Regions from separate parts of the Homo sapiens genome. Here region 2 is linked to region 1. Evidence: chromatin contacts called from ENCODE Hi-C or POLR2A ChIA-PET data. All regions are on one chromosome and are shown on one strand. The core of a region is the stretch at or near the end of the contact, and the rest is flanking DNA. Distances in the headings are between cores, read along the strand shown. Region 1 has its middle 40 kb from the start of LINC01765. Region 2 overlaps NGF (nerve growth factor).

What was found. A loop is a pair of places that touch in the nucleus more often than their neighbours do. ChIA-PET counts read pairs that join two places held with the same protein, here RNA polymerase II (POLR2A). Pooled maps may share reads with other maps.
Region 2: a pooled map shows a loop between it and region 1 (5-fold over the local background). The contact joins two enhancer-like sites. A Hi-C loop is called at or near these places in 2 of 168 maps with a recorded cell type or tissue (PC-3 and PC-9) and 3 of 50 pooled maps. POLR2A ChIA-PET finds 5 or more read pairs at or near these places in 2 of 52 experiments (BJ and activated naive CD8-positive, alpha-beta T cell).

Annotation. Positions count from the first base shown.
Region 1 is chr1:115,137,379-115,141,422 of GRCh38, forward strand. No RefSeq gene overlaps it. Among named protein-coding and RNA genes, the nearest start is that of LINC01765, 40 kb to the left of the region's middle. Within about 2 kb of position 1,718, at least 2 of the 41 ENCODE cell types and tissues checked have a DNase peak (open chromatin) inside an H3K27ac peak, as active enhancers do.
Region 2 is chr1:115,312,703-115,316,860 of GRCh38, forward strand. The region is part of intron 1 of NGF (nerve growth factor); the gene reads right to left. All of the region lies in intron 1 of NGF-AS1 (NGF antisense RNA 1), which reads left to right. Among named protein-coding and RNA genes, the nearest start is that of NGF, 23 kb to the right of the region's middle. Within about 2 kb of position 2,315, at least 4 of the 41 ENCODE cell types and tissues checked have a DNase peak (open chromatin) inside an H3K27ac peak, as active enhancers do.

The sequences.
Region 1 (4,044 bases), core at 468-2,967:
AGGAATCTAAATATCAGGATCCAATTTCTGATCCCCAGCAAACATATGAGCCACCGGATCACAGTGCCCACTTGGTGGAGTTTATGTACTGACCTGACACCATTCTTGGTTACCTGGTTCAGTGGTGGAAGCCATGACCTGGTCAGCCTAGAGACCAGCTAATCTAATGTGCATCTGTATTCTATTAAATTTACTTTCCTAAGTATGTTATTTCAGTGGGGGAGGAAGCTTTGAGTGCCTACTATGTGCTGGGCAATTTTCTAGGTGCTCTATGTAAATGATCCTATTGAATCCTTCTCATAGTCTTGTGACAGGTATTACCAAAGCAAGGATTTGCATCCCCTAAGAAATAGTTACCTGAGTGTCCTGAACACAGAGCGGTAGAGTGAAACAAAACTGACATTTTAAGAATCCAAATTGAAGAGATCACAAAGCTGAATGCCGGCAAGACCAAACTCCCTCTCTCATGCCCACTGACTCTTCAACTCATTACAAGACATTGTCTTGGTAGCCATTTCATGAAGTTGGTCACACCCTTCTTCTTGCAGCTCCCTCTTTTCTGGCTTCAGCTCTTTTCTTGTTCTCTTTCCACCTCAATCTCCGTAGTCTCCACGGGGCTGCTGTTTCTCTGACTGCCTCTTAAGCATTAGCTTTCCCTTAGGGTTTGTCCTCAGCTCTTTTCTCTCTTCATGTTGAGTGCTTACCTTGAGAGAGCTTTTCCCTTCCAATGCCATAGGTCACTGCCAACTCCCAGATCAGTTCCCAGTGCTTCAGACTAAACAGTCAATTACCAGTTACCTCCCAGAATTTCCTCTTGGTGTCCCTGGCAGGCACATCCAATTCTGCATGTTCAGAATTGAACTCACCATCTCTCTTCTTAACCTGCTCCTTCTCCTTTACTCCTGGCTTGACGAATGACATCACCATCAAGCTAGCCTCCCAAGCTGGAGCTGAGAGTTAGTCGAGTCCCCTCTCCACTAACAGTGGAGACCCCTCTATTTCCTTTATCCTCCACACCCAATCTGCACCAAGTCCTGCTGACCTTCTTTCCTTCGCATCTGTTCCCCTTTGCGGTTCCCTCATCTTGATCCTAATTTTGGCCCTCGTTTTTAAACTTGGCATCTGTTTTGCTTCCCTGCAGTTCAGCTGCTGCTCCCTTTACCAGAGTGATCCTTTTATAAATCTGCAAAATTGATTGATGCCTCTGTGGCTTCCTGTCATCTTTATAATGAAGGCCAAGCTCTCCATGATCTCCCCCTATCCGCCCCTCTCCAGCTTCCTTTCTGGCCATGACCCCCACCTTCTCTTTCTCCAGGTGGGGACAGAACATCTCCAATTTGTGCTAATGCCCATCCCCCACTTGTCTGTCCAGCAAACATCTCCTCAGCATGAGGGTCTGCTCTCTTGGGAAGACCTTCCTGGCCCATCCACCCCTTCTGCCTTTGCAAGCCTGCATCCTTGGCACCCACGCCTCCCCGACTCGTCCTACCCCCTCAGTCTGGCCATAAACTTCTTGGGAGTGGTGATCATGCCTACTCACATGTTCCCCTGGTGTTTATCATAGTGTTAGCACATAGTGGGAATTCAACCAATGCTTGTTGACCAAATGACTGAAGCAGGGTAACGGAAAATTCAAGTCCATGCTGATCTATTAATACCTGGACCTGAGGGGTGGTGAGCGCTCGTTCCCCCCGCTAGAGGGCACTCTGGTCGTGTGCTTCACTGGAGGCCGCGAGCAGTGTGGCTCCACTTGGGAGCCTTGTGAAACCAGTTACGCTCCCGTTGCTGGCAGCTTGAGCCAAGCAGCACAGACGCACTTACGGCTCAGGCCAGTCTCCTTACCAGGCGCCATCATTCTCTTCACATGGACCCTTTGTTTCTCTCATTGCCTTCCCCTCACCTCACCTCACCTCATGCTCCCCCTGGAGGTACACAACCTTCACCTATGGCACATTCAGAACTTTCCCTACTTCCTTTAGCGGTAGCCAATAATATCTGAAATAACTTCAGCTAAGACCCTAATTAATGCCCATTCCTGAGGGTGTCTTCCTCCTGTTGGGTTAGTTGCGACTTACCAATTGCTTTTAATGCCTTTGAGTGACATGGGACAGTGATGTGTCCTGGTGGTGGGGATATTTTTGATGGGAAGGATGGGGTTTCCCTAGAGCCCCTCAAGCCACCCCACACAGTGGCCTTCCTAGGAGTGCTCGGCCCCGCCTGTCGTGCCAAGGGCCCGCGTCCATCGGCGTTCCACTCACAACATGCCTACCTATGGGAGTGTGGTGGGCCCTCGGGAAGTTAGTGTCCAGTTTTGAACAGAGTTGTACTTTTTATTTTTATTTTTTAAGAAAATGTGGTAAAAGTAATGCATTATTCAGCTTCATTCATAAAGCTTCTTTTTCATGGAGTTCCACAGTCTTATGTGTTGTGAAACCACACTTGAATTATTGTGGATAATTACTATTATCCACAATAATTGTGCATCTCTTTTTAAATACTGTGGGAATTACTCAAGGGTGATATCAAAAGGAATGGCACATCGGAGTGCTGGGGCTCTGGGAGCTGTGCCATTGGAGGGTCAGTTGAAGAAATGGGGATGGTGTAGACTGGAGAAGAAAAGACGTTAGAGAAGTATGACAGCTTCCTGACATGCAGATGCTTCTATTTCCATCAACATGTTATAAAGAATTAAAAAAATAAGTGTTGTCAATATTCAAGAAGCTCCTGGGATCCCTTTTGTAGAGCAGAATCTGGGGAGTGGGGTAAGACAGGAAACAACAGAAAATTAAAAAGCAAGAGAGGCTGAGAGTATCCACCATCATTAGTTGTGCAGGATGGGGGTGGGGGCCTCGTGGAGAAAGGCTGCAGCCTGCTTGCGGGCTTGGTTGGGAATAGTCAGAAGAGGGAGAGTTTTGGGAGCCTCTACACCGAGTAGGAGATCCAAAGAGAAATATGAGGAAAAAGGATTGTAAGAGGATGATTGTTTTTTAGTAATTTTTGAGAACTCCCAGCATGTTTTGAATTGCATTTTCACCTACTCTAGGTTGTTAGACTCTTATTTGAATGAGATTTTATTGAGACAGGAATACATGGAATGCTGGGATTACCTCGGTTAAATGAGGAAGCATTTTTCTAATAACCAGTCAAGAGCAGGCCAGGCTTCCTCACCAGGATGAGTTGAGACCTACTGAGTTTGGATGAGCACCTGTAAGGAATGTAGGGGTGTTCTGCCCTGGGTGGAAGGCTGTGATGGCTTCTAGGATCCCTTTCAATTCTGAGGTTCTATGACTTCATGAAAACAAGACATTGCTGGACAAGTTTGAGTGGCCCACCTTCCTACCTGCCTATCCCACAGTCTGAAGTGGCATTTATGAAAAGCTGGGAACACAGAAGGAGACAATGGGTCTCCAGCCTACGGTGAACAGTTCTTTTCTGGCAGCTAATTTAGCTCTAGAAGTTTCCAGTTCCCACCAAAACATTGAGAGATCATCCTGTAGTTTGGGGCACACAATCAGAACAGTTAAATAAAAATGCAAGTGGTTAGTTTTACATCTGCTGGGGACATTCCATGGCCAGCTACATAGAAGTCTAGGCATTCTATGTCTCCAGCCCTAGGAGCTGGGGATACAAGTGTCACTGAGACATAGCTCTTATTCTTGAGGCATTCATCATCTGTGGAAGAGAGAGCCATGGAAACCAGTGATTACAATCCAGTGTCCCAGCATAGATAGAAATATGCATAAGGAGGGGGACATGGGAGGGGAGGACAGCTTTGCTGCAGAGGCTGTTCTTGAGCAAGTTTGAAAGAGTAAATGTGGTCTACCAATGAGGCTTACCAAGAGCAAGGCTATGGAAAAGGCATTCCAGGCAGACAAAGCACCATGGGCTTAGGAGCAGATATGTGAGGCCAAATAATGTATTAGGGGAGTTGAGGCCAGGGAGGGGTGGTCTGGCTGGATCCTGAAGGTCTAGTTATGAAGTTGTATGACATGAGACTGCAGAGCTGTGAAGGGCTTTGTCTTCCATGCTAAGGAGTGTCAGCTT
Region 2 (4,158 bases), core at 1,065-3,564, 180 kb after region 1:
TAGGTGAATGAATGATCTCAATAGGAAATAGACCTTAATATTGACCTTGAAGTCACAGAAATGTTTAAATCAGTGTTTCCCACCCCTGGAACATCAAAAGGGGTTAGTAAAAAGAAGATTCCATGGTCAAACATATTTGGGAACTGTTGGATTAGAAACAGCTTTCTTTACTCAGAGCTCTCCACATGCATTGGGAATCTCTAAGATTTCATTTGTTTGAGATCATACTTATTTCACCATGGAAACATTTTTTACTGAGGATTTGGTAACATTTATTTGAATCAATATACCAAAAATGTATTGAGAATCATCTAAACCATCCAAAGAAAATGGCATTTTGAGTTGACCAATGCTTTGAAAATTGGTATAATAGAGCCCATAAAACTGTGGTTTGGGAATTTTATAGAGAGAGGAAAAAGAAAGTTCTGTCCCTCTAAGCCAGTCATGTGTGAAGGAAAGACCTGAATACTTTTGATGTTTCACATAGTAGCTTTCATAAGTGGCCATTTTGCACCTCTGGTTTAGAGAGTACTACTTTGGTCTGTTGTAATGGTTTGAGCCTTGGATGCACATCTTTGAAAATCTTTGGAGTTGTCTTTTCTTAATATTCCCAAGGGGCTTGTACTTTTATTTTTTAAATGTCTTTTGCCTTGAACTGCTCAATTGGGCTTGATGAATTCTCAGCAGGCTGCTGGCCCAGACCCTTAGATGAACTGGGACAGCTGTTGTTTGTTTTTATGTAAATCTGCACTTGCTTTAATTTTGGAGGGTTTCCTGGCATAGTTTGCAATGACAAGGATCACTTATGGGCACCAACCCACTAAAAAGGTAAAAGCGAAATACTCATCATAGTAAGTTTCTTTATTAAAAGCTTTTTCTTTTTTAGTTTAATAAATCTTTGAAATGCATAATTGTTTGTTTTCTGATCAGCTTTTGAAACAAATCTTCCAGATACTAAAGAGTTTTTAGTAAAAGGCAAAGCAGTTTAAAAATAATTGATAGTGACCTGGGGAGTTGAGTAACATTCTATTGCCATGAGGATAAAATATAAGCAGACAGTGACATATTTTGTGAATTATTTCTATTTAAACATTTGAGCCTGAGGAAACAGTTGAGGGCAGAGCTAAATCCATTTTTGCAAGTAGCTTTGATTTTAAGATAAATTTGTAAAATAATTCCTAGTACATTGTGTCATGTTCTAGCCCCACTTATAACCCTGAAATTGGTACAACTCAGGCTGCACCTGAACTCCTTCCAAAAGAGCCAGTTATTAAAAAGACCACATTATAGCACAGCCTATACCAGGACTTCAGGATGCGGGTCCTGAGGGTGGCATGGTGGAAGACCCCAGTCCATTACCTTAAACAAATGGACACAATTCCAAAGTCAAGGAACCAAGTGGTTTGATTCTGTAGAAGTGTAGCAGAAATAAACAGGAGCAAAAATCTTGGTGTGTCTGACTTGCTGTAGTTTGTCTACACGGTTCTGTGACACATGGCGTACCCTTCCCCTCCAAGACAGACTCTGTGACCTTTTGGCTTGGATCCAATCGACCCTTCTGTTGCTCTCCCCAGAGCTTGGCTTTGCATGCTCAGGCCTGGCAAAGGGTTGCTTCTAACAGCTCTGACTGGGATTGCACCTCCCTGTTTTCCTCATCACACAAAGCTCTATTTGTGTGGCTACTTCTTCCCAGAGCTGCTGCCTAAGTTCTAATGAAACATTGGGACTATCTCTCAGAAAAATTAACAAACCCTTTGGGCACGCTTCTTGTAGATGATATGAACTGGATTTAAGTCACAAAATCTGTGGCTAGTGCTTGGTAATTGCTCAACTTAATTCAACACACACTTAATGAGCACCTGTTCTGTGCAGGTGCACCATGCCTGGAACTGCAGGAATTACAGATGAATAAGACCTGCCTAGTAGGGGTTAATAGATAAGCACACAAACAGCTAAGCTGAAATACAGAATGAAAGTTTATTGTTGATTCACTTGTTTAGCAACTAGATATTGAGCAACTATTATGCACCAAAGCACTATTCTAGATACTGGGGATATAGTCGTGAACAGAACAGAAAAATTCTTGCTCTCAGGGAGCTTAAATTCTCGTGGAGGTGGACAGAAGACAAATAACAAATTAACAGGAAATGTCCGTTGGTGATAAGTGCTGGAAGAAATAAAGCACAGTAAGTGTTTTGGAATTATAAGTTGAGGCGCTAGTTTGGTCAGGAAAGGTCTTTCTGATGAGGCAATGTTTACAAAGAGACCTGAATGAAGTGTGGGAGAAAGCTATGCAGAAATGTGGGAAGGACATTCCAGGCAGAGTGGATGGCCAGTGTGAGGTCCTGAGGCAAGAACCTGCTTGGCTGAAAACAGCAAACCTGCCCCTGTGGCTGGGGCAGAGTTTTAGGAGATGACAGCTGAGGGGAAACTGGAACCAGCTTTTGTAGGGCTTTATGGACCCTGGTGAGTTTGGACTTTATTTCTATGGAGATGGGAAGCCATTAGAAGATTTTTAGCAGAAAGCAACATGACTGGATATATTTTAAGAGGAACACTGTGGCTGAGCACACACAATGGGGACCAAGAAGAGAAACCGGAAGATCAGTTAGGCAGCTCCTGCAATTATCCAGGTGGGAGGTGATGGTCTGGGGCCTCATGGCAATGTAGCAGAGGTGAGAAGACAATGGAAGTGGGATATATTGGAGGAATAGGGTCAAAAGGACTTCCTGACAGACTGTGATGTGCAGGAGTGAGGGAACAGGGGGATCGAGGATGACGCCAAGCTTTTTGGCACCCAGCTGAAAGGAGGTGAGATTTACTGAGATGGAGAACACTGAAGGAGGAACAGGATTGAAGGCAGAATCAAGAGTTTAGGTTTGAAAGTGTCAAATTTGAGATACCTATATACTGAGATAGCTATATTTGAGATACCTTATATTGGACATACACATGGAAAATTTGAATAGGCAGTTGATATAGACATGTAGAGTTAGGGGAGAGGTCAAGGGCTATAAATGTACATTTGGTAAATATGTAGTAGCATTGGGACTTGTCTGGCATAGGGAGTACGAAGAACGAGCTCGCTGAGGTTCATTACGTGATTCGACTTCTGACTCTCATTGTACTGTCGAGGAAGTTAAACAAATTTCCCATTTCTAAGACCCCCTTGTCCCCTGCTGTGACTTTCCTTGTCAGTCTCTTGAAGCCTCCCGAAGGTATTCTGTCTTATTTGACTTCCTGTCTCTTAGATTGTCAAGCATACACTTGGCACATCAGCGGATTAAGCAAACCATTCATCAGGTACCTACTATGCACCCAGGGCTGTGCTATGTGCTGTGTGATATCACAATGTAGTAAAAGGCAATAGCGGGAGTCAATGTCATTATATATCAACCAGAGAGACCATCTGTCGGAGTGAAAAGAGGAGCAGTCAGGGCCCTAGAGTCTTGTCTTTGCTGCTCTGTGACATGGGGAAGTCATCACCCATTTGGGCTCAATCTCACCACCCAGACTGGTTATCTCTAAGTTCTCTTCTAGTCCTAAACTCCTGCCACACCAAATTAGCATTCATTACATCTAGGGCTGGCTGGGAAGAGATCTAAGAGCCAATGTGGGCTGGAGGACTTGAGTAGGGGCCCTGGATGTTTGTTTTACACTCACATCTATTCAGAAAATAAGCCAATTGATATCTCCTTGTTGATTGTCCACTTGTTTTTTTTGCAGAAATTGGTGTCATCTTTAAAAGAAAAATGAAAATTATATAGCTAATGATAGCTACAATTTCTTATATATCTTGTATAGTCAGGTATTATGGTAAATACTTTAAATGGATGATCTCACTTAATGCTCATAATAGCCCTATGAATAGAGCTTTGCACAGAGGAGGAAACTGAAGCTATATATACATGTTTGCTTATGTAAATATCCAAAATCAACCAACAAACTTACTCTAACTTAATGTTTTACTCAGATTACAGTTTTAACCTAGAAATTCTCAAAGAAATTCAATATAATTTAGATTAAACTTAAAATTTAGACCAATTGAAATAGTTGCTTATCTAGAATTTTAAGATAAAATTTTGTTAAGGGATATTGCATATTAAAAAAGAATTTCCAAACAATCTCAGAATTTGTTTCTGACAAGTTGAATACTAT